Linked DNA regions of Homo sapiens: all the other regions are linked to region 3. A link is an interaction called in ENCODE POLR2A ChIA-PET data of the cell type or tissue named here. Cell type or tissue: OCI-LY7. All regions are shown on one strand. Links, peaks and the distances in the headings refer to the core of each region. The heading gives the core; the rest is flanking DNA.

Region 1 (8,092 bases), core at 1,261-6,260, 270 kb before region 3:
TGCCTGTCCGGGGACCACACTTGGAGATCCACTGCTGCCAAGGAAAGCATATTAGATTGTGAGAGTCAAAACCCGGGTTACTAACTGGCCCTATGACTCTATCAGGTAGAAATGCATTCAACAGAACAACCAATTAACAGTAGCTTAAACAAATAATAGTTTGTTTTTCTCATTTGTTAAATCCAGAGGTGGGCAGTCCAGGTCTGGGGTGCTTCTTAGAAAGTCAGCAAGAACACGTGGTCTTTCTTTCTTTCTGCTCCACCATCACTAACGTGGCTTTTGCGTTCATAGGCACAAGATGGCTGTGGAACCAAGTTCCTAGCAGAAAGAAGGGAGCAGAGACTGGGCATGGTGGCTCACACCTGGAATCCCAGCAGTTTGGGAGATGGAGGCAGGATAATTACTTGAGCCCAGGAGTTTGAGACCAGCCTGGGCAATGTGGTGAAACCTGGTCTCTACAGAAAAAAACACAAAAATTAGCTGGGAGGCATGCACCTGTAGTCCCAGCTACTTGGGAGGCTGAGGTGGGAGGATCACCTGAGCCCGGGAGGTTGAGGCTGCAATGAGCCGAGATCATGCCACTGCACTCCAGCCTGGGTGATGGAGTGAGACCCTGTTAAAAAAGAAAAAAAAAAAAGGAAGGAGGGAGGGAGGGAACGAGAGAGAGAGAGAGGAAGAAGGAAGGAAGGGAGGGAGGGAGGGAGGGAGGAAGGAAGGTAGGTAGGAAGGAGCAGAGCCAATGGGGAAGGAGCATCCAGCTTCACTTGCCCTTTTGAGAAAGTTTACCCAGGAGCCCTGCTCCATGACTTCTGCTTACATCTCGTTGGCCTGAACTGTGGCAAACACAGACCAATCACTGGGCGGCAACTAGGGTGAAAGGGTGAGACTTGCTGCTTGACACTGTCTGCCACAGGGACCTCTGATGTAGACACAAAATCTTAAGCCATGCATAGTAGCACGCATTTGTAGTCCCAGCTACTTGGAAGACTGAGGCAGGAAGATTGTGTGAGTCCAAGAATTGGAGGCCAGCCTGGGCAACAGAGCGAGACCCTCTCTCTCTGTCTCTCTCTCTTTGAAACAGAGTCTTGTTTTGTCACCCAGGCTGGTGTGCAGTGGTGCAAAGACTGCAGCCTCGGCCTCCTGGCCTCAAGCGATCCTCCCACTTAGGCCTCCCAAAGTGCTGGGATTAGAGGTGTTAGCCACCATGCCCAAGACAAGGTCTTGCTCTGTTGCCCAGGCTGCAGTGTGGTGGGATGATCTCATCTCACTGCAGTGACCCTATCTCTTAAACAAAAAAATCTTAATATAATTTCAATGCTACAGAAGCTCCCAAAAGTAGGCACGTACCTCAGCTCTGTGACCCTCAGTCTGCTTATCCATAAAATGTATGAGATGCATGACTGGCATTTTGCGTAGGACAATTCATCAGCGTGTGGAGCTCTCCTGTGCATCGCAGAGTGTTTAGCCTCTCTAATCTCTAGGTACCAAATGCCAGTATCACCCACCCACAGCATTGTGATAAAACCAAAGGCCTCTGTGGGTTTGCAAATACCTTCTGGTTGGGTGGGGTATGGGAGGGGACCACCTTCCTGGGCTGGAAACCACCATACTTTTTTTTTTTTTCTGTCACCCAGGCTGGAGTGCAATAGTGTGATCGTAGTTCACTGCAGCCTCAAACTCCTGGGCTCAAGCAATCCTCCCACCTCAGCCTTTGGAGTAGCTAGAAGTACAGGCACACAACACCATGCTCATCTAATTTTTAGGTTTTTTTAAGAGACGGCGGTTTCATTGTGTTGCCCAGGCTGTAGCCTCTTTTATAAAGGTTAGAGGTTTTTCTGTTTTGTTCTGTTTTTTTTAACTTTCTCTGTTGCCAGGCTGAAGTGCAATGGCACAATCTTGGCTCACTGCAACCTCCACCTCCCAGGTTCAAGCGATTCTCCTGCCTCAGCCTCCCAAGTAGCTGGGATTACAGGTGCATGCCATCACATCCGTCTGATTTTTGTATTTTTAGTAGAAGCAGGATTTCGTTATGTTGGTTAGGCTGGTCTCGAACCCCTGACCTCAAGTGATCCTCCTGCCTCAGCCTCCCAAAGTGCTGGGATTACAGCAGTGAGCCACTGCACCTGGCCTCTATCTACTATTGTTCCAATGATCTAATGACTTCAAAATCACTCCTCCATATTTCCAGAAGACCTTCCTCTCCACATTGGGTGGCGGGGCAGGGGGGGGGGGGGGTCTCACTCTCATCCCAGGTGACTTTTATTACGTTGGTGCAAAAGTAGTTGCAGTTTTTGCCATTACCTTTATTTTATTTTATTTATTTATTTATTTTTTGAGACGGAGTCTCGCACTGTTGCCCGGGCTAGAGTGCAGTGGCACAATCTCAGTTCACTGCAACCTCTGCCTCCTAGGTTCAAGCAATTCTCCCGCCTCAGCCTCCCAAGTAGCTGGGATTACAGGCATCTGCTACCACGCCCGGCTAATTTTTTGTATTTTTAGTAGAGATGGGGTTTCCCTATGTAGGCCAGGCTGTTCTCCAGTGCCTGACCTCATGATCCACCTGAGATCATGCTGGGATTACAGGCGTGAGCCACCGCGACCGGCCTATTTTTTTATTTTTTATCTATTTATTTTTTGAGACAGAGTCTCACTCTGCTACCTAGGCTAGAGCGCTATGGCTCCATCTTGGCTCAGTGCAACCTCTGCCTCCCAGGTTCAGGTGATTCTCCTGCCTAAGCCTCCTGAGTAGCTGGAATTACAGGTGCCCACCGCCACATCTCGCTAATTTTTGTATTTTTAGTAGAGACGGGTTTCATCATGTTTGTTGGCCAGGCTGGTTTCAAACCCCTGACCTCAGGGGATCTGCCCACCTTGGCCTCCCAAAGTACTGGGAATACAGACGTGAGCTGCCGCACCCGGCTGCCATTACCTTTAATGGCAAAAAGCACAATTACTTTTGCATCAACCTAATATGTCCATCTGGATGGTCCTGGCTGGACTGGCAGTTCCCCTTTACCAACACCCTTTACCTCTTCTCTATTTCACTTGCCCACACAGTGGCCAGAGCCCAGCACTTGCCATCCATGAACTATTCCTTAACCTTAAACTTCACTAGCTCTGGCCGGGCATGGTGGCTGTAACCCCAGCACTTTGGGAGGCCAACGCGGGCAGATCACTTGAGGTCAGGAGTTCGAGACCAGCCTGGCCAGCATGGTGAAACCCCGTCTCTACTAAAAATACAAAAATTAGCCAGGCGTGATGGTGCATGCCTGTAGTCCCAGCTACTCTGGAGGCTGAGGCAGGAGAATTGCTAGAACCCAAGAGGCAGAGGTTGCAGTGAGCTGAGATCATGCCATTGCACTCCAGCCTGGGCAACAGAGCAAGGTTCTGTCTTTAAAAAAAAAAAAAAAACTTCAGTGGGTCATCCGTGGTTCATCCCTTCCTGCATCTCCACTTTCTCATTCCCTTGGTCTCATTCTTCTTCCCTGTGTTTATTCACCCTCCTCAGCTATCAGCCCCATTCTAGCTTCACATTCTTCTTCCTGCAGCCTGGATATGCTGATCCATGCTTCTTCCATTCCCCTGATCCTCCCCTCATCCTCCTGGGAGAACCCCAGCCCTGGTTCCAGCTGACTTTCTGCCCTCTTATCCCACACTTGGCAGCTGAGCACTGATGGAGGCAGTGCACACCCAAGCAGGTGGTTGCCATGACAACCCGGTGGTCTCTGGCCACTCCACTCCTGGGCTGGGAGCTCTTCTGGGCTGTCCTTGTCAGTCCTTTCTGTTTCCTACCTTTATCCTCCTCCCTTCTCATTGTAACTCTCGACAGATAACTTCACTCCTACTTGTAGGTGAAAATAGAAGCCATCAGGCAGAAGCCCCCCTCAATTCCTGCCCCCCACTCCCACCCCACTGAAACATTTATTTTTATCCACTCTTATTCTTTCCTCCCTTTTATTGTGGGAAAGGTTTCCTTCCTGTACTTAATCCCTCCACCTGAGCCCTGCATCCCAGTAGTTCAGCCTCCTCAGGGACCTTGGCTCTCAAAATCGCCTCTCTGCCCTTGCAGTATTTTAACATGTTAGCCTCTCTTCTCTCCTAAAAAGCCAGGTTCCCCAGACACTACAAGTCTCCCTTTCTCTCTTTTCTCTTGGAGCAAGGGTTCCTAACCTTTTTTAACTGTGGATTCCTTCGGCAGTCTGGTGGGGGTTTTTTTGTTTTTTTTTTTTGTTTTTTGAGGCGGAGTCTCGCTCTGTCACCCAGGCTGGAGTGCAGTGGCGCAACCTCTGCCTTCCCGGTTCAAGCAATCCTCCTGCCTCCGCCTCCCAAGTAGCTGGGATTACAGATGCCCACCACCACGCCCAGCTAATTTTTTTGTATTTTTAGTACAAAAATACCATGTTGGCCAGGCTGGTCTCGAAACTCCTGACCTCAGGTGATCCGCCTGCCTCAGCCTCCCAAAGTGCTGGGATTATAGGCATGGGCCACCGCCCCGGTGTTTTTTGAATACATAAAATGATACACATAGAATTACCACAGGAACCAATTATATACAATATGTTGTTACAATATTTTTAAGTTGCCTGAATAATTTTTGACATAGTTATACATTTTCTTTTATTTTGTGTCCTTTATTAATGCATTCAATAACGAGATCTTGAAGTGGGCCTAATAACTTCTGTATTTAATTTTTTTTTTTAGAGACAAGGTCTCACTCTGTTGCCCAGGCTAGAGTGCAATGGCACGATCATAGCTTACTGTAACTTCAAACTCCTGGGCTCAAGCAATCCTCCTGCCTTAGCCTCCCAAAGTGCTGGAACTATAGGCATGTGCCACCATGCCTGGCTAATTTTTATTTATTTATTTATTTTTTTGTAGAGAGAGGGGGTCTGCATGTTGCCCAGGCTGGTCTCAAACTCCTGGGCTCAATTGATCCTCTCACCTTGGCATCCCAAAATGCTGGGATTACAGGTGTGAGCCATCACACCCAGCAATTTCTGTATTTTTAAAATATTGATAATTATAAGCAATATTTTGCTACAGCTGCATCAAAAAACTTTTTTTCACTAGCTGAGCATGGCAGCATGTGCCTGTAGTTCCAGCTACTCAGTAGGCTGAGGTGGGAGGATTGCTTGCGCCTGAGAGGTTGAGGTTCCAGTGCATGGTGATTATATCACTGTACTTCAGCCTGGGCAACAGAGCGAGACCCTGAACCCTCCAAAAAAAAGTGTATACTCACCGACCACTTCCTTATCTTCCACACATCTCAATTTTATGATTTCTCAAACATCCCTTTGTGCCAACTGTGTATAAGGTTAAGCAGTGATTGTTTTGGCAGCACATATACTAAAATTGGAATGATACAGAGATTAGCAAAATTAAATTAAAAATTCAAAAATACAAAAAGGATAAGTAACCTTTTGCAATCTAGTTTTTACTCCATGGCCCAGGGCCACTAGTCTTCCCAAAGGTTCCAATGGTCCCTTGAATTTTTTTATTTTATTTTATTTTTTTGAGACAGAGTCTCACTCTGTTGCCCAGGCTGGAGTGCAAGTGCCATTCACTCAGCTCACTGCCACCTCTGCCTCCCAACCTCAAGCAATTCTCCTCCATCAGCCTTCAAGTAGCTGGGATTACAGGTGCGCACCACCATGCCTGGCTAATTTTTGTATTTTTAGTAGAGATGGGGTTTCACCATGTTGGCCAGGCTGGTCTCAAACTCCTGACCTCAAATAGTCCATCCACTTAGGCCTCCCAAAGTGCAGGCTGGGATTACAGGCACGAGCCACCGTGCCTGGGCCCTTGAATTTAAAGCACATTTTCTGGCCGGGTGTGGTGGCTCACGCCTGTAATCCCAGCGCTTTGGGAGGCTGAGGTGGGTGGATCACGAGGTCAGGAGATTTAGACCATCCTGGCTAACATGGTGAAACCCTGTCTCTACTAAAAAATACAAAAAAATTAACTGGGCATGGTGGCGGGTGCCTGTAGTCCCAGCTACTTGGGAGGCTGAGGCAGGAGAATGGTGTGAACCCGGGAGGTGGAACTTGCAGTGAGCCTAGATCGCGCCACTGCACTCCAGCCTGGGTGACAGAACAAGACTCCGTCTTGAAAATAAATAAATAAATAAAAAATAAAGCACATTTTCTTTTCTTTTTTTTTGAGACAGTTTTGCTCCTGTTGCTCAGGTTGGAGTGCAATGGCGCAATCTCAGTTTACCTCACACCACCTCCATCTCCCGGGTTCAAGTGATTCTCCTGCCTCAGCCTCCTGAGTAACTGGGACTACAGGTATGCGCCACCATGCCTGGCTAATTTTGTATTTTTAGTAGAGATGGGGGTTTCTCCATGTTGTTTAGGCTGGTCTCGAACTTCTGATCTCAGGTGATCCACCCGCTTCAGCCTCCCAAAGTGCTGGGATTACAGGTGTGAGCCACCACGCCTGGCTTTTCTTTTCTTTTTTTTTTTAATAGGCATGTTTCAGAGCTCAGTTTGATTACGTAACATCTAGCATGAGTGACTCCATTCTGGTTTGGTCTGGATCGCTAGGGCCTAGGACAGGAGGCTAGTCTAAAGCAATGGACTCCTGTAAATTGTATTTAACAGCATGAATAGGATCTTCCACGGAGAATATGTGGTCTGGGAACATCCTAGATTGGAAGAGGACTAGACTACAACCTGACAGTGAATGGCAAAGAAAAATGAAGGAGCCAGCAAAAAAAGCAGAAAGAAAACTGGCGTGTGTCAGTATGGTTTCATTGCCTACCCCTTCATTTGGGACAAAGCCTCGATTTCGTTTTGCATTCCACCCTTCCTCCAAGTGGTTCAGCAATGAGTCCTGATTAATCCAAGCCAATCACTGTTATCACAATTCCCTGCCAGGGACTGATTTAGGAAGGGGCATATAATACAATACAGGCCAGTGAGATGTGAGGATAAAGACTTCTGGGGGCTTCTGGGGAAGGTCTCCTCATTGGTTAAAAATAAAGAGACATATGGGAAAAGACACACTCTCTAGCTGCATTTTTTCATGTTGGGATATAGCATTGGAATGACTTGTATTAGGGTTTTCCAGAGAAACAGAACCAGTAGGTTCTAGATATAGATATACAGATAGATATTTATATATGAGGAGATTTATAGGAATTGGCTCATGTGGTTATAGAGGCCAGGAAGACCCATGATATGCTCTCTGCAAGCTGGAGAACCTGGAAAGCCAGTGTGTAATTCTGTCTGAGTCCAAACGCCAGGTAATCAGCTGAGGGCCAATGATGTGGGTCCCACTCTGAGTTTGGAAGCCCAAGTCCGAGGGTAGGAGGAAATGGGTGTCTCAGCGCAAGCAGAGAGAGGGAGTTCACCCTTGCTCGATCCTTTTGTTCTATTCAGGCCTTTAATGAATTGGGTGATGCCTACCCACACTGGGAGAGCCATCTGCTTCACTCAGTTCATCAGCTCAAATGAGAATCCCTTCCAGAAACACCCTCACAGACACAGCCAGAAATAATGTTTTACCGGTTATCTGGGCATCCCTTAGCCCAGTCAAGTAATACACCCAATTAACCATCACACACTGCTGCAGTCATCCTCGAACAGTGCAGAGAGCACCTTTAGGACAAGCCATCGTCTTCAGGGTGGTAGATCAGAATGGTGGACGGTAGCTGGGAGCAACAGCTCATGCATGTAATCCCAGCACTTTGGGAGGCCAAGGCAGGCAGATTGCTTGATCCCAGGAGTTCAAGACTAGTCTGGGTGACATGGTGAAACCCTGTCTCTACCAAAAAAAAAAAAAAAACAAAAAAATTAGCTGGGCATGGTGGTGCATGCCTGTACTCCCAGCTACTTGGGAGGCTGAGGCAGGAGGATCATTTGAGCCCAGACGTCGAGGCTGTGGCGGGCCAAAATCATGCCACTGTACTCCAGCCTGGGTGATAGAGTGAGACCCTATCTCAAAAAAAAAAAAAAAAAAAAAAAAAGGTGGAAGGCACCCAAGTCCCTGATGACACTGCTGAGCCTTCAAATTAATCAGCCCTGAAGCTCTTCAAATGTGAGGTATATTTTTCCTATGGTTCAAGCTACTTGACTTGGATTCTTTTTTT
Region 2 (8,092 bases), core at 1,388-6,387, 630 kb before region 3:
CCACAGGGGCCCCGATCAATAATTATCCTGGGTTTGCCCCCGGGAGGGCGTCTCAGCCAGGGCTCCTGCCGCCTGCATGGGCACGGCAGGAATTCACATTCGCCCAGGCCGAATTCACCTGTCCGAGTTCCAGGGTGAACCTACGGGGGACGGGGCGCCTGGGGCCGGTTCCCTTCCTGGGAAAATCTGGCTGGCTCCCACCAGTCAGAGCTGCGGGAGGGACTGCTCTCTCTAGAGAAGAAAGAATAAACAGGGTCATCTGTAGGATCCAGGGGAAGGGGGTCCCCCAGATCCTTTCCACGTGCTGAGGAGGGGGTTGCGGTTGTGGGAAGCCAGGCTGAGTCACCCACTCTCCTTTCCTCTGCTACGTCTATCTCCCGGAGCTGGCCAGCGGTTTCCCTGGCAACCCTCCAAGGGCTAGCACTAAAGCAAGACATAGGAAAGCTCCAGAAGCCAAGCTGCAGGGGCCAAAAGAGAGAGAAGGACCCCTCCCGCCCCCACTCAGACACACAGAGCTCCCCTGTGTGTATGCAAAACGTTCATGTCCAGAGATGGCCCAGAGCTGCAAGTTCTCCCATAGTCCTCCCTGGGCAGCTCTTTCCAGCGGCCTTCTCTTCACCTCCAGAATGACACCAGCCACAAAGGTCTCCAGCTGGTCAAAAAACCCTTCTCCGCTACCCAGGCCACTGCTGCAGTCCCATACTCTGGGCCAACACCTGGCACAGTGCTTTGCACAGAGTAGGTTCAGGGAGCTTGGAGGCCAGAGAAGGAAGCAGGAAGCAGGATGGATGCGCCAACCAACCCCGAGCTCTCTGGCAATCTCCCTGACAGTTACTGCCCATGATGTTTTGACACTCAGGTGCTCCATGTTCTCCATATTTCTCTTTTATCTTTTCTTTTTCTTTTCTTTTTTTTTTTTTTTGAGACGGAGTCTCTCTCTGTTGCCCAGGCTGGAGTGAAATGGTGCGGTCTCAGCTCACGGCAACCTCCACCTCCTGGGTTCAAGTGATTCTCCTTCCTCAGCCTCCTGAGTAGCTGGGATTACAGGCGCACACCACCACATCCGGCTAATTTTTGTATTTTTGTAGTAGAGACGGGGTTTCACCATGTTGGCCAGGCTGGTCTCGAACTCCTGACCTCGTAATCTGCCCGCCTCAGCCTCCCAAAGTGCTGGGATTACAGGCATCAGCCACCGCACCTGACTCATGTTTCTCTTTCTTGTGAGCTTTCATCCCTGCACACATGCTATTCCCTCTGCCTGGAATGTCCTGCCTTCTTGATGTCTGCCCTTCGGTGACATTTGCTTCAGGCAGCATGACCTCCCTCCTTGTTTCCCACCGCGTTATTCATGCCTCTATTACAGCACTTCTTGTGTTGAAGGACAATTTCATGTTTTCATGTTTCTGTCTCTGTCCCCAAGGGCAGACGCAATATGCTATTCACTTTTAAATCCTCCTACTCGTGTTCAAGCCCAGAACAGACACTCAATAAATATTTTTGGAACAAATGCTATGCTCTAGGAATGCAAATGGAGGTTACAAGGACTATGCAGTCATTAAGAGGACAGGGTCTAGCCCGGTGTGGCGACACACACCTGTGGTCCCAGCTACTGAGGAGGCTAAGGTGGGAGGATCACTTGAGCCTGGGAGGTCAAGGGTGTGATGATTTTTTTTTATTTTTATTTTTTGGAGACAGTCTCACAGAAAAAGGTCTCATGGTGTGGTGGCACAATCACAGCTCAAGGCAACCTCCTGGGCTCAAGCAATCCTCCTGCCTCAGCCTTATGAGTAACTGGGACCACAGACGTGCACCACTACTCCCAGATTAATTTTTTAAAATTATTTGTAGGCCGGGCACGGTGGCTCACGCCTGTAGTCCCAGCACTTTGGGAAGCCAAGGTCGGTGGATCACGAGGTCAGGTGTTCCAGACCAGCCTGGCCAATATGTTGAAACCCTGTCTCTACTAAAAATACAAAAATTAGCTGGACGTGGTGGTGCGCGCCTGTAGTCCCAGCTACTGGGGAGGCTGAGGCAGGAGAATTGCTTGAACCCGAGAGGCAGAGGTTGCAGTGAGCCGAGATCACGAAACTGCACTCCAGCCTGGGGCGACAGAGTGAGACTCCATCTCAAAAAAAAAAAAATATTTGTAAAGACAGGGTCTCATTATATTGCCTGGGCTGTTCAAGAACTTATGGCTCAAGCAACCCTCCCTCCTCAGCCTCCCAAAGTGCTGGAATTACATTTGTGAGCCACTGTGCCCAGCCTGAAGCTGTAGTGAGCCATGATTGTGCCACTGCTCTCCAGCCTGGGCGACAGAGTGAGACCTGTCTCAAAAAAAGAAAAAAAAAAAAAAGTACAGGTTCTCAAACCAGACTCTGTCAATTCCTTGAGCTGGGTAATCTTGAGTGTGTTTTCCTCTATCTTCTCGTTTGTAATGTGGTGATAGAGACAGTACCTACCTCATCGGGTTGCGGGAAATAAGTGTTTACTACATGTAAAGTGCTTCACTGTAAAGCACTGTATAGCGGTTAACTACTACTGTGGTGTTTAGTAGCAGCTAAGATGAATACTCCTCTTCCCAAGACCGGCGGTCTAGGACTCAAGCCAGCTGGTTTGTGGCAGCCACAGGGCGCTAGTTTAAATGTCCTGAAGGGGGCCGGGCGCAGTGGCTCACGCCTGTAATCCCAGCACTTTAGGAGGCCGAGGCGGGTGGATCACCCGAGATCGGGAGTTCGAGACCAGCCTAACCAACGTGGAGAAACCTCGTCTTTACTAAAAATACAAAATTAGCTGGGCATGGTGGTGCCATTACAGGATTACATGCCTGTAATCCCAGCTACTTGGGAGGCTGAGGCAGGAGAATCACTTGAAACTGGGAGGCGGAGGTTGCGGTGAGCCAAAATCACACCATTGCACTCCAGCCTGGGCAGCAAGAGCAAAACTCCATCTCAGAAAAAAAAAAAAAAATGTCCTGAAGGGTGGGTGGGAATGCCTCTTGATTCTTGCAGCTCTAGGCACATCTCTGACTGATGGTCACCAGGCACCAAGCTAGACCTGGCTGGGTGTGTGCACAGATGCTGAGGACAGAATGTTCTGGGTCACTACCTCAGCAAAACAGAATGTTGTCATCCTGGGATGGGAAGGCCTGACACCTGCTTCTCTGCTTGACAGTTCTGATGGGGTGGGACCCTCTTCTTCTAGGCCTCGGGGACATATTCCCTTAAATTGAGGGGACACCAGACTTAAGACATGACAGAAAGAAAGAAACTGAACAGGAAGCTAGGATCCTGAAAGACCCCACAGTCCAACCCATCAGGAATGACCCAAGAAGGTACCTGGAGATGCAGCAATGTCCACTGGAGGGTCTCATCCCTTAGTGCACCAGCCTGACCCAGGAGAGAGGCTTGGGGGAAGAGCCTGGGGGTCTAGTCCACAGCCCTTGTCCATGCATGCCCCTGCTCCCATCCTACAGCCTCCTCCCCTCTCTCTCTCATAGATGAACACATGGCTTTCAGAGGGGGCAGCTTCCCTGCTTCACATCCTCCCTCACTCCTGCCCCAGAGATCATGAGGCCATTTTCTGGGAACGTCACTGAAGCCACAACCATGATCCCCTCTGGCCAGAAACCAGAGGCCTTCGTTATTATGGCTTCCCTCCTGCATCCCAGGAGTCAGGCTGACCCTGGGCAACCACCGGCCACACATTTGCTAAGAAAGGGCACTGTGGGAATGTCCCTTTTTCCCTGTGGGGATGAATCCTTCCATAGGGGGATAGGTCAGTACAGGACCCTGGAGCCATGTGGAGAAGGTATAGGATGCTCAACAGAAAAGAAGGCGGGGATGCCAGATCTCCAAGGCCTCAGAATGGCGTGGCCTCGGTTTGGAATGGGCTCTGCAGTTTCGGAGGGCTCTGTCAGTGCCCCTGCTTACTTCTGCCAGAGCATTGGTGGTGAAAAGTTAGATATGGTTCTAAATCCCAGCTCTGCTAACTTACTAGCTGTTGGCCGGGCGCGGTGGCTCACACCTGTAATCCCAGCACTTTGGGAGGCCGAGGCGGGTGGGTCAGGAGGTCAGGCGATCGAGACCATCCTGGCTAACACGGTGAAACCCTGACTCTACTAAAAATACCAAAAATTAGCCGGGCGTGGTGGCGGGCGCCTGTAGTCCCAGCTACTCCGGAGGCTGAGCCAGGAGAATGGCGTGAACCCGGGAGGCTGAGGTTGCAGTGAGCAGAGATCGCGCCACTGCACTCCAGCCTGGGCGACAGAGCGAGATTCCGTCTCAAAAAAAAAAAACAAAAACAAAAACAAAAAAAAACTAGCTGTGTGACTTTGGTCTAGGTACTTAATGTCTCTGAGGATCTCAGTTTCCCATCACGTGTAAATCATAGTTAGGGGGTAGAGTGTAATATATGTTTCAAATCCACAGAATCCTTCCGTGCATTTAAATGCACAAAAGACCCCAGCAACTGTTGTTGCCCCTCCAGAAGGGCCCTGGGGGACAGGAAAGGGCAGAGACTAACTTTTCACCACATACCCTTTTGAATCTTTTGTTACAAAATACATATATCATGTGCAGATGCTCCCTATTAAAACATTAGTAAAATAGACAGTTTTTTTAAAGGAAAAAGGAGAGCATTTGTGAAGGCAACTAAGCACTGTGCCTGGCACTTGATAAAAAAGCATTTTCTCTCTTTCTTTCCCTCAGCCTAATCCCAGCCAGTGTGCTGGCCAGGAGAGAGCTGGTGCTTTGTCACATGGAGGGGAGGGGAGAGGACGGGAGCGATGGATGTGCAGGTGCATGGAGGACTCGCCACCTGGAGAGTCTCACACACCTGCTCTCAGTCTTGCTCCTGTGTGCCTCACCAATCTGGGCTCCCTTCCAGCCAGAGCTAAAGGCTAAAGGGTGGGCTCTCTGGAAAGGCCAAGGATCCCCCGACCCCGCCTCTTGGGACAGGGTCACTGGGCTCTCTCCACCCAGAGTCCTGGGGGATGCAGCATTATCCAGGGAGGGTGGGGCGGACGCAGAGGAGGGAGCAGAGTGCCACTGCAGCCAGTATCTTGCTGGCTTGCCAGGCAGGTTAAGAACTCAAAATTCAGCCCAGCACCAGGCAAAGATGAGGCTGCTGCTGCCACTGTGTGTAGAAAAGCAGCTCAGTGGGACCAGAGCAGGCAGAGGCCAGGGCAGCAGGGGGAGAGTCTTCTGGGAACCATGGTGGGGGTGGTCAGTGAACAGGGGGCTGCCCTGAACCGTCAAAGCTCCGGAAGTTCTGTGCTGGTTTAGGGGCCTTCATTAATCCAACAGATATTTATGAAGACTCTATTGTGGACAAGCAGTGGGACATAGCCCTTTAGGCAATGTGTTAGGGCCATAAGAAGGGGCCTGTAATACAGATGGGATTGAAGGGCAGAGGAAAAAACACCCAGCTCTACTGGCCAAGGCCTCTGAGCACCTACAATGCACCAGCCACTGTGACTGAGTCTTTTTTTTTTAGACAGAGTCTCGCTCTGTCACCCAGGCTGGAGTGCAGTGGTGTGATCTCATCTCACTGCCACCTCTGCCTCCCAGGTTCAAGTGATTCTCCTGCCTCAGCCTCCCAAATAGCTGGGATTACAGGCATCTGCCACCACACCTGGCTAATTTTTTTATTTTTAATAGAGACAAGGTTTCACCATGCTGAGTCTGTGCTGGCTTGGTCAGGCTGGCCTCAAACTCCTGACCTCAGGTGATCCACCTGCCTCAGCCTCCCAAAGTGCTAGGATTACAGGCTTGAGCCACCGCACCGGGCCTGTGACTGGGTCTTAACAGAAATCCCAGCAGTGGGTCTTGCTATTTCTTTACAAGTGAGGATGCTTAGATCCAAGAGGCAGACTCACTCACTCAAGATCCTACAGCAGAGCCAGGGTCTGCACCAGGACCTTATGACTCCAAAGCCTTTGTGTTTTCCTCTAGGCCACACTAACCCTAGGAAAGATGAGGCCAATTTCACCAGGTGGCCAAGGGAGGAATGACATTCCAGGTAGATGGAATGAAAGGGGCTAGTGCTTGGAGTTGAGAGGCCAGCGTAAGGGGAAAAGCCTGGCCGAAGCACTTTTTTGAGGCTTGGAGCAAGGAAGATGTGGGTAGATCTGAGACTTAAGAAACGAAGAAACAATGAGAAACAGATTCTACAGAAAGGAACCCCCTCCAGTCATAACAAAGGAAAGTGGCAGAGTACTGGGAGGTGTCGTGGAAGATGCTCAGCCCCCTCGCACACAACCCCCAGAGGGCTTGAGGTTGGGTACTGGGCTGGCCAAGGCACAAAAGATTTCTTGTTGGGCTGGAAGGAGGAGAAACTAGCTCAGCGGGAAGAGCGGCCTGATAGTCATCATGGATGAGGATGAGAAGCCAGGCTTGACCCAGGGCTGCCCAGGACAGTGCCAATTCCACTCAGCTGCCTGGCTCTGTGTGCCCTCTCTCCTCTCTCCAGGCTCCTGGGCCTGGCCCTGCAATGAGGGGGCTGCAAAGGGTGGGCTCCTCCTGCCCACCTGACTGGCTGGGAAATGTGAACCTGGCACAGACTCTGCATCCTCTTCTCTTCGTCCAGAAAGAAACCGGCCTACAAGCCTCTCCCCCAGGGCAGGCAGGCTGGGCAGCTGGGCAGAGGAAGCAGGACTCCTCTCCTACCCACCCTGTCCAGCCCCACACCCTTCCCCTCATGCTATTCCCAGAAACAGAGGACAGTCACTATGCCTCAGGCAGGATGGCCTTGTGTTCTCTTGGTGACTTCACTGTAAAGTGACTTCCCTGAAGAGTGGTGGATAGGGGACAGCGGCAGGAACGGGCTTCACCCAAGCTCCGGCAGCTCCTTCCCTTCCCCCAGATTTGCACAGAAGTCCTCACCCTGTGCATATAAACACACACCCTCCCTAGGTCCTGATCTGTCTTCTTGGACAAGAATGGGGGTGGCATTTCTATAGGGAGGTACCAGGGCCTGGCCTCAGAGGTGGGGTATACTCTGAGCATGGGCCCATGGCCCCACTTCTAGAAGCCTTCTCCGGTGGGGGCTGGAGTGCAGGTAGGCTGTCCAAGCAGAGGCAAGGTGGGGGTGAAACAGGATGTTTAAGTGCTCCAGGGCTTCTCCCCTTTGCCGCAGGGTGAAAAGATACTTCCTAGAAAGCCTCCAGCTTTCTTGGGAAGGCCCTTCACCCCTACCCCACCTCCCCTCTGGCTCCCATGTAACAGGAACTCTCCTTGAAGAAGGGACTTGGAGCACAGGAAACAAAGGCATCTCTGTACCACCTCCCTCCACCCCCCAAGGAAGGTCAAGTCAAGGTGACCTCAATCTGTTCTCCCCAGGGTAGGGGCATGGGCAGACCTGATCGTCAAGGGCAAGGCAGAAAGGGGACCTGGGATAATTCTTTCTCTCTCCCTCTTTTTTTTTTTTTCTTTTTGTGACGGAGTTTCGCTTTTGTTGCCCAGGCTGGAGTGCAACGGCGTGATCTCAGCTAACTGCAACCTCCACCTCCCTGGTTCAAGTGATTATCCTGCCTCAGCGTACTGAGTAGCTGGGACTACAGGTGTGCACCACCACGCCCAGCTAATTTTTGGATTTTTAGTAGAGACGGGGTTTCACCATATTGGCCAGGCTGATCTCGAACTCCTGACCTCAGGTGATGCACCCGCCTCAGCCTCCCAAAGTGCTGGGACTACAGGCGTGAGCCACCATGCCCGGCCCTTTGGGATAATTCTCTTAATCCATAAACTCAAACCCACCTTCATGTAAGTGTGCACAGAGCACACTGTCCCATTCAATAGAGCAGGGGTGTAGGCTGGGCGAGAATGGAGATGCCATGCTCCGCACCGCAGAAAAATGGTGGGCTAGCCCAGCCCAGGGAGGCCTCTTCACTCCGCCGGTGTGTGCTGGGCTTGGGGAAGCTTAGAAAGGTTATACTGAGACCCTGCCCACAAGGCCCGGCAACTTGGATCCTGGTGCCATCTGTGCACTTACTGGCCAGACAGCTTTGGGCAGGTTTCTTTCATGGACTAATCAAAGGGTGTGATTCTGGCCCTGACTGCCTTCAAGGTTATTGAAAGGATCCGTTGAGTTGAAG
Region 3 (6,660 bases), core at 1,661-6,660:
GCTACCTGGGAGGCTGAGGCAGGAGAATCGCTTGAACCTGGGAGGCAGAGGTTGCAGTGAACCGAGATCGGACCACTGCACTCCAGCCTGAATGACAGAACGAGACTCTGTCTCAAAAAAAAAGTAAACTATTAATATGTAGGATAGGCCAGGCACGGTGGCTCACCCTGTAATCCCAGCACTTTGGGAGGCTGAGGCGGGTGGATCACCTGAGGTGAGGAGTTCAAGACCAGCCTGGCCAACATGGCAAAACCCTGTCTCTACTAAAAATACAAAAATTAGCTGGGTGTCCTGGTGCATGCCTGTAATCTGAGCTACTCAGGAGGCTAAGGCAGGAGAATCGCTTGAACCTGGGAGGTGGTGAGCCAAGATTGCGCCATTGCACTCCAGCCTGGGCGACAAAATGAGACACCATCTGAAAAAAAAAAAAAAATATATATATATATACACACACACACACACACACACACACACACACATATAATACTAGAAAATGATTGTTTATAGGCAAAAAAAAAAAAAAAGAAGAAGAAGAAGAAAAGGAAAGGAGAAGGAAAGAAGGACCAAACATCTTTTGTAGAAATATGTTTGCTTTCATCATAACAGCTTGTTATCAAGGATGAATTTCTCCCTGAAATTAATGGAGGCACAGACTGGAAAGTTTAAAGTGGCTTTAAGAGGTTATTTTATTTAGTCCTCTGTCTTAATAGAAGCAAATTATTATCTCTGCTCCTTAGGTAGAGTAGCTAAGGCTCAGAAAGTAGGCCGGGCGCGGTGGCTCACGCCTGTAATCCTAGCACTTTGGGAGGCCAACGCAGGTGGATCACCTGAGGTCAGGAGTTTGAGACCAGCCTGGCCAACATGGTGAAACCTCGTCACTAATAAAAAAATACAAAAACTTAGCCAGGCATGGTGGCGGGCGCCTGTAATCCCAGCTACCCAGGAGGCTGCGGCAGGAGAATCACTTCAACCCGGGAGGCAGAGGTTGCAGTGAGCTGAAATCACACCACTGCACTCCAGCCTTGGTGACAGAGAAAGATTCTGTCAGGAAAAAAAAAAAAAAGTTTAAATGAATTACCCAAGGTATATAATTGTTAGTGTTAGAAGGAAGAAGAAGGGAGGGAGGAAGGAAGGGAGAAAGAAAGGGAAGGAGGAAGGGAGGGAGGGAAGAAAGCCTTTATTTATCTATGGGGTTCCCTGGAAAGCAGGCTGAAATGGAGATTCACGTGCAGGAGTTTAGATACTCTGGGGAACTATACTTGTAGAAGGGAAGGAACAGGAACAGGGCAGAAGGAGAGGTCCGGTTGTGATTCTGCCTCATCCAACCCCACAGCGAGCTCTGAAGCTGGGGATGGCTCCTCAGAGTTGGTCCAAGTTGGGACAAGGGAATCAGACCCTGGGGAGAGCGTAACCTTGATCAAGGCGACTCTCTTTAGCCCAGGGCAATGCCAGGAGAAGGCTGAGAGCAGAAAGCCATCTACCATCACACTCTCAACAGCTACGAAATAAGTCCTGCAGTTCAGGAGGGAGGTCTGGGCGGCACATCTCAGGACCCTCTATCTCTCAGGGTAGAGGAATTAAGAATGGGATGGGAACCAGACGGGCCATGGTGGCTCACACCTATAATCCCAACACTTTGGGAGGCCAAGGGTAGGAGGATTGCTTGAGCCCAAGAGTTCAAAACCAGCCTGGGCAAAAACAATCAAACAAACAAACAAAACACATTTAAAAAATTTGCTGTGTGTGGTGGTGTGCACCTGTGGTCCCAGCTACTCAGGGGGCTGAGGTGGGAGGATTGCTTGAGTCCAGGAGGTCGAGGCTGCAGTGAGCTATGATCATGGCACTGCATTGCAGCCTAGGAGACAAAGCAAGACACTGTCTCTAAAAAAACAAAAAACAAACAAATAAAAAAACGGAACCGGTTGCAAGCAGGGTTAAATAGCGTGGTCAGAGTAGGACTCACTGAGAATATGAGATCTGAGTCAAGTCTTCAAGGATGTGAGGAAGTAAGTTTCTGGCAGAAGAGCTGTGAAGGGCTGTCTGGCCAGAGAAGATTGCAATGCAAAAGCCCTGAGGTGGGAACGTGTTTGGTGTGTTTAAAGGAAAGCAATGAGGCCAGTGTAGCCAGAACAGAGTGTGCAAGGAGAGAAGGAACAGAAGATGTGGAGGGCAGATCAGTTTGTAATTGTACGCCCAGTATGCTGATTCTTTGTGTAATCTCCAGACTGTATTAAACTGCAAGAGCAGGGCCCCTCTCTGGCTTTGCTCATCATTGTATTCCCAGAGCCTTGCACAATGCTTGGTGCATAGGAGATGGAAATTTGTTAAATAAATGAATTATGGATAACGAATGGATGGTAAGATGGGTGGATGGATGGGGGGTGAACGGATGGATGGGGGGTGAATGGATGGATGAATGGGTAGATGGGTGGATAGGGGGATGGCTGGGTGGCTGGGTAGATGATGCACTGTCTCCCAGATGAGGACCTTTTCACCTTTACTCCATTCTCTTTCCTGCCCTTTAGGGAGCCCCTCTGGCCATGCCATGGGCACAGCAGGTGTATACTACGTGATGGTCACATCTACTCTTTCCATCTTTCAGGGAAAGATAAAGCCGACCTACAGATTTCGGTAAGAACTCACCACTGGGGTGTAGGTGGTGGAGGGCAGGAGGCAGCTCTCTCTGTAGCTGACACACCACGTATTCTTCCTCACATCCCCCTAGCCCGCTCCCACACCTGGGCAGCCGCTGATTAAGAGTTGTGGCACTTTGGATAGGGATAAACCTCAGAGTCAGGGAATGTTTGGGCTGAAAGGGATCCAGTAGTGCAATCCGTTGTTTTACAGATAAGGAAACAAAGCCCAACACCATGAAGGGACTTATAAAAATAAGGTAGTGAAGTAGCAGCAGGGCTTAAATAAAAACCCATGTCTGTACCAACCACAGAGTCACCCATCCAGGTTAAAATAACCAGAGAAACAGAAGATATTCCTACTACAGAGAATTCCGGGTGTGCAGCCACAGTGCAAATCCTTTTTATTTTTATTTTTGAGATGCAGTCTCGCTCTGTCATCCAGGCTGAAGTGCAGTGGCACGATCATGTCTCGCTGCAACCTCTGCCTCCCAGGCTCAAGCGATCCTCCCACCTCAGCCATCTGAGTAGCTGGGACCACAGGCCACACACCACACCCAGCTAATTTCTCGTATCTTTTTGTAGAGACAGAGTTCTGCTATGTTGCCCAGGCTCAGGCTGGTCTTGATCTCAAGCAATTGGCTTGCCTCAGCCTCCTAAAATATTGGGATTACAGGCATGAGCCACCGCGCCAGCCATGCAAATCCTTAATTATCAAACAGATAAAATAGGGAAGTTAAAATTCATATACACAAGGGTTAACCACTTGCCACAGGCATTTTTTTTTTTTTTTTGAGACGGAATCTCGCTCTGTTGCCCAGGCTGGAGTGCAGTGGCGCCATCTCGCCTCACTGCAACCTCCGCTTCCTGGGTTCAAGCTATTCTTCTGCCTCAGCCTACCGAGTAGCTGGGACTACAGGCACGTGCCACCACACCTGGCTAATTTTTTTATTTTTAGTAGAGATGGGGTTTCACCATATTGGCCAGGCTGGTCTTGAACTCCTGACCTAGTGATCCATCCGCCTCAGCCTCCCAAAGTGCTGGGATTGCAGGCATGAGCCACCGCGCCTGGCCTTTTTTTTTTTTTTTTGAGACGGAGTTTTGCTCTTGTTGCCCAGGCTAGAGTGCAGTGGCGCAGTCTCGGCTCACTGTAACCTCCACCTCCTGAGTTCAAGCAATTCTCCTGCCTCAGCCTCTCAAATAGCTGGGATTACAGGCGTGAGCCACCCCACCTGGCTAATTTTGTAATTTTTTTTTTAGTAGAGATGGGGTTTCACCTGTTGATCAGGCTGGTCTCAAACTCCTGACCTCAAGTGATCCACCCACCTCGGCCTCCCAAAGTGCTGGGATTACAAGCATAAGCCACCGTGCCTGGTCAATTTTGATCTTTTTTAAAGAGACAGGGGTCTTGCTATGTTGCCCAGACTAGTCTTGAACTCCTGGCCTCAAGTGATCCTCTCACCTCGGCCTCCCAAAGTATTGGGATTACAGGTCTGAGCCGCTGCACCCAGCCCCCAACAGGCATCTTTGGACTTTTGAGTACTGGCTTTAATTTACAAAAATTCCACTGAGAGCACCTAAGTTTGCCAGGCTCCAACATTTCTGCAGGGGCTGTTTTCTTTGCTGAAGGATCTGCACCTGTGTTCTGTTATGGTTGCCTCTTCTGTTGCAGGTGCTTGAATGTCATTTTGTGGTTGGGATTCTGGGCTGTGCAGCTGAATGTCTGTCTGTCACGAATCTACCTTGCTGCTCATTTTCCTCATCAAGTTGTTGCTGGAGTCCTGTCAGGTATGGGCTGATCTGACTCCCTTCCTTCTCCCCCAAACCCCATTCCGTTTCTCTCCCTAATCAGGACAAAATCCCAGCATTCCAGCCACATCCTGTGTGTAATCAGTACTGTTAGCATTTCTGTGGGTTGAAAGTCAAGAATGAGCAACTTGAAATGATTAATTTCTATAAGAGTGCCCAGATCTATAGAATGAATTGTGTAGAAGTTACCATACATCAAATTAACGCACCAAATTGAATTAGCTTGAAATCTCAGAGCTTTTTACAATCTTTATTTCTTACTGGTCTTCAACAGGCCCTAATTTACTTTTCAGGGAATCTGCCAAATTTAACAAATTAACACGATGTCCTAGGAAAGCTGTTCATTTAAATACATTCATTTGCAAACCTAATAGATAACTGCAGTTGATCTCTTTTATAGGTTCAGAGTTTTGAATATGTTTTTTTTTGTTTTTTTTTTTTGAGATGGAGTCTCGCTCTGTGACCCAGGCTAGAGTGCAGTGGTGCGATCTCGGCTCACTGCAAGCTCCACCTCCTGGGTTCACGCCATTCTCCTGCCTCAGCCTCTCCGAGTAGCTGGGACTACAGGCGCCCGCCACCATGCCCGGCTAATTTTTTGTATTTTTAGCAGAGACGGGGTTTCACCGTGGTCTTGATCTCCTGACCTCGTGATCCGCCCGCCTCGGCCTCCCAAAGCGCTGGGATTACAAGGGTGAGCCACCGCACCCTGCCTGAATATGTGTTTTCTTAGATCCAATTAACAAGGGTAAGACAAGATTTAAGTTAAGCATAAGAAAGATTTTGTGGGAGGCACTGGAATATAAGACCTTAACAAAACTGTGGAATTTCTCCCCTGGAGATTTGTAAGAACGGAACATAGCAGCATTCAAAGAAGAATGTTGAGAACAAGGGAGATAATGGTTTCATGGTAATCACAAAAGTAACACAGCATTTAGTACTGGGTTCCATGTTTGAGGAAGAACCTGGAAGCCATATCACATGAAAAACCTGGGAATGTTTAGGTTAGAGAGAATAACTGTGTTCAAATGTGTGACAGAGGGACTAGATTCATCACTTACTAACTCCTGCAGAAAGAACTGAGAAAAATAGACAGTATTAGAGGGGGACCAGTTTCACACAGACAAGGAAGAACTATTCAGCAATCAATTCCGTTCAAAGATAAAATGGACTGTTATAGTGGGGGTGAGCTCCCTACCTCTGAGGGTATTTCAAGTAGAGATAGGAGGACCTCCTGGTAGGAAATTTGCATACGGTGGGAGATTGTACGTGATATGGCACCTCCATCTGAAAGAGTCTATATTGAGGGCAGGCTGGAGTCACACATGGGAATAAGCCAGGCGACCCTCCCATCTGCCATCTGTGATTTAATTCCACAGTCGCAGAACGGATGGCATGTCACCCACTCCTCCAAACCCACCTCTAGCAAAGGTCCCAAATCCTTCCTATCTCTCACAGTCATGCTTTCTTCCACTCAGGCATTGCTGTTGCAGAAACTTTCAGCCACATCCACAGCATCTATAATGCCAGCCTCAAGAAATATTTTCTCATTACCTTCTTCCTGTTCAGCTTCGCCATCGGATTTTATCTGCTGCTCAAGGGACTGGGTGTAGACCTCCTGTGGACTCTGGAGAAAGCCCAGAGGTGGTGCGAGCAGCCAGAATGGGTCCACATTGACACCACACCCTTTGCCAGCCTCCTCAAGAACCTGGGCACGCTCTTTGGCCTGGGGCTGGCTCTCAACTCCAGCATGTACAGGGAGAGCTGCAAGGGGAAACTCAGCAAGTGGCTCCCATTCCGCCTCAGCTCTATTGTAGCCTCCCTCGTCCTCCTGCACGTCTTTGACTCCTTGAAACCCCCATCCCAAGTCGAGCTGGTCTTCTACGTCTTGTCCTTCTGCAAGAGTGCGGTAGTGCCCCTGGCATCCGTCAGTGTCATCCCCTACTGCCTCGCCCAGGTCCTGGGCCAGCCGCACAAGAAGTCGTTGTAAGAGATGTGGAGTCTTCGGTGTTTAAAGTCAACAACCATGCCAGGGATTGAGGAGGACTACTATTTGAAGCAATGGGCACTGGTATTTGGAGCAAGTGACATGCCATCCATTCTGCCGTCGTGGAATTAAATCACGGATGGCAGATTGGAGGGTCGCCTGGCTTATTCCCATGTGTGACTCCAGCCTGCCCTCAGCACAGACTCTTTCAGATGGAGGTGCCATATCACGTAC

What was found. Peaks named below come from ENCODE experiments on the same cell type or tissue, not always from the same donor. Only the 100,000 strongest peaks of a DNase experiment are listed, where the experiment ranks them.
Region 1: POLR2A ChIA-PET joins it to region 3 with 7 read pairs; 2 of 35 experiments call an interaction of 5 or more read pairs at or near these places.
Region 2: POLR2A ChIA-PET joins it to region 3 with 5 read pairs; 2 of 35 experiments call an interaction of 5 or more read pairs at or near these places.

Annotation. Positions count from the first base shown.
Region 1 is chr17:42,638,878-42,646,969 of GRCh38, forward strand. No RefSeq gene overlaps it. Among named protein-coding and RNA genes, the nearest start is that of TUBG2, 16 kb to the right of the region's middle. In OCI-LY7, for the core only: no CTCF peak of the experiment used is centred there; no DNase peak of the experiment used is centred there.
Region 2 is chr17:42,276,852-42,284,943 of GRCh38, forward strand. It overlaps a transcript of STAT5B not described here. Among named protein-coding and RNA genes, the nearest start is that of STAT5B, 4.5 kb to the left of the region's middle. In OCI-LY7, for the core only: no CTCF peak of the experiment used is centred there; no DNase peak of the experiment used is centred there.
Region 3 is chr17:42,904,998-42,911,657 of GRCh38, forward strand. It overlaps G6PC1 (glucose-6-phosphatase catalytic subunit 1), which reads left to right. Exons shown (of 5, transcript NM_000151.4): 3 at 2,526-2,631; 4 at 4,306-4,421; 5 at 5,918-6,660. The coding sequence ends at 6,429. Among named protein-coding and RNA genes, the nearest start is that of G6PC1, 7.5 kb to the left of the region's middle. In OCI-LY7, for the core only: CTCF peaks have their summits at 3,366 and 3,761; DNase peaks (open chromatin) are centred at 1,998, 2,694, 3,350 and 4,314; H3K4me3 peaks cover 1,605 bases; H3K27ac peaks cover 2,933 bases.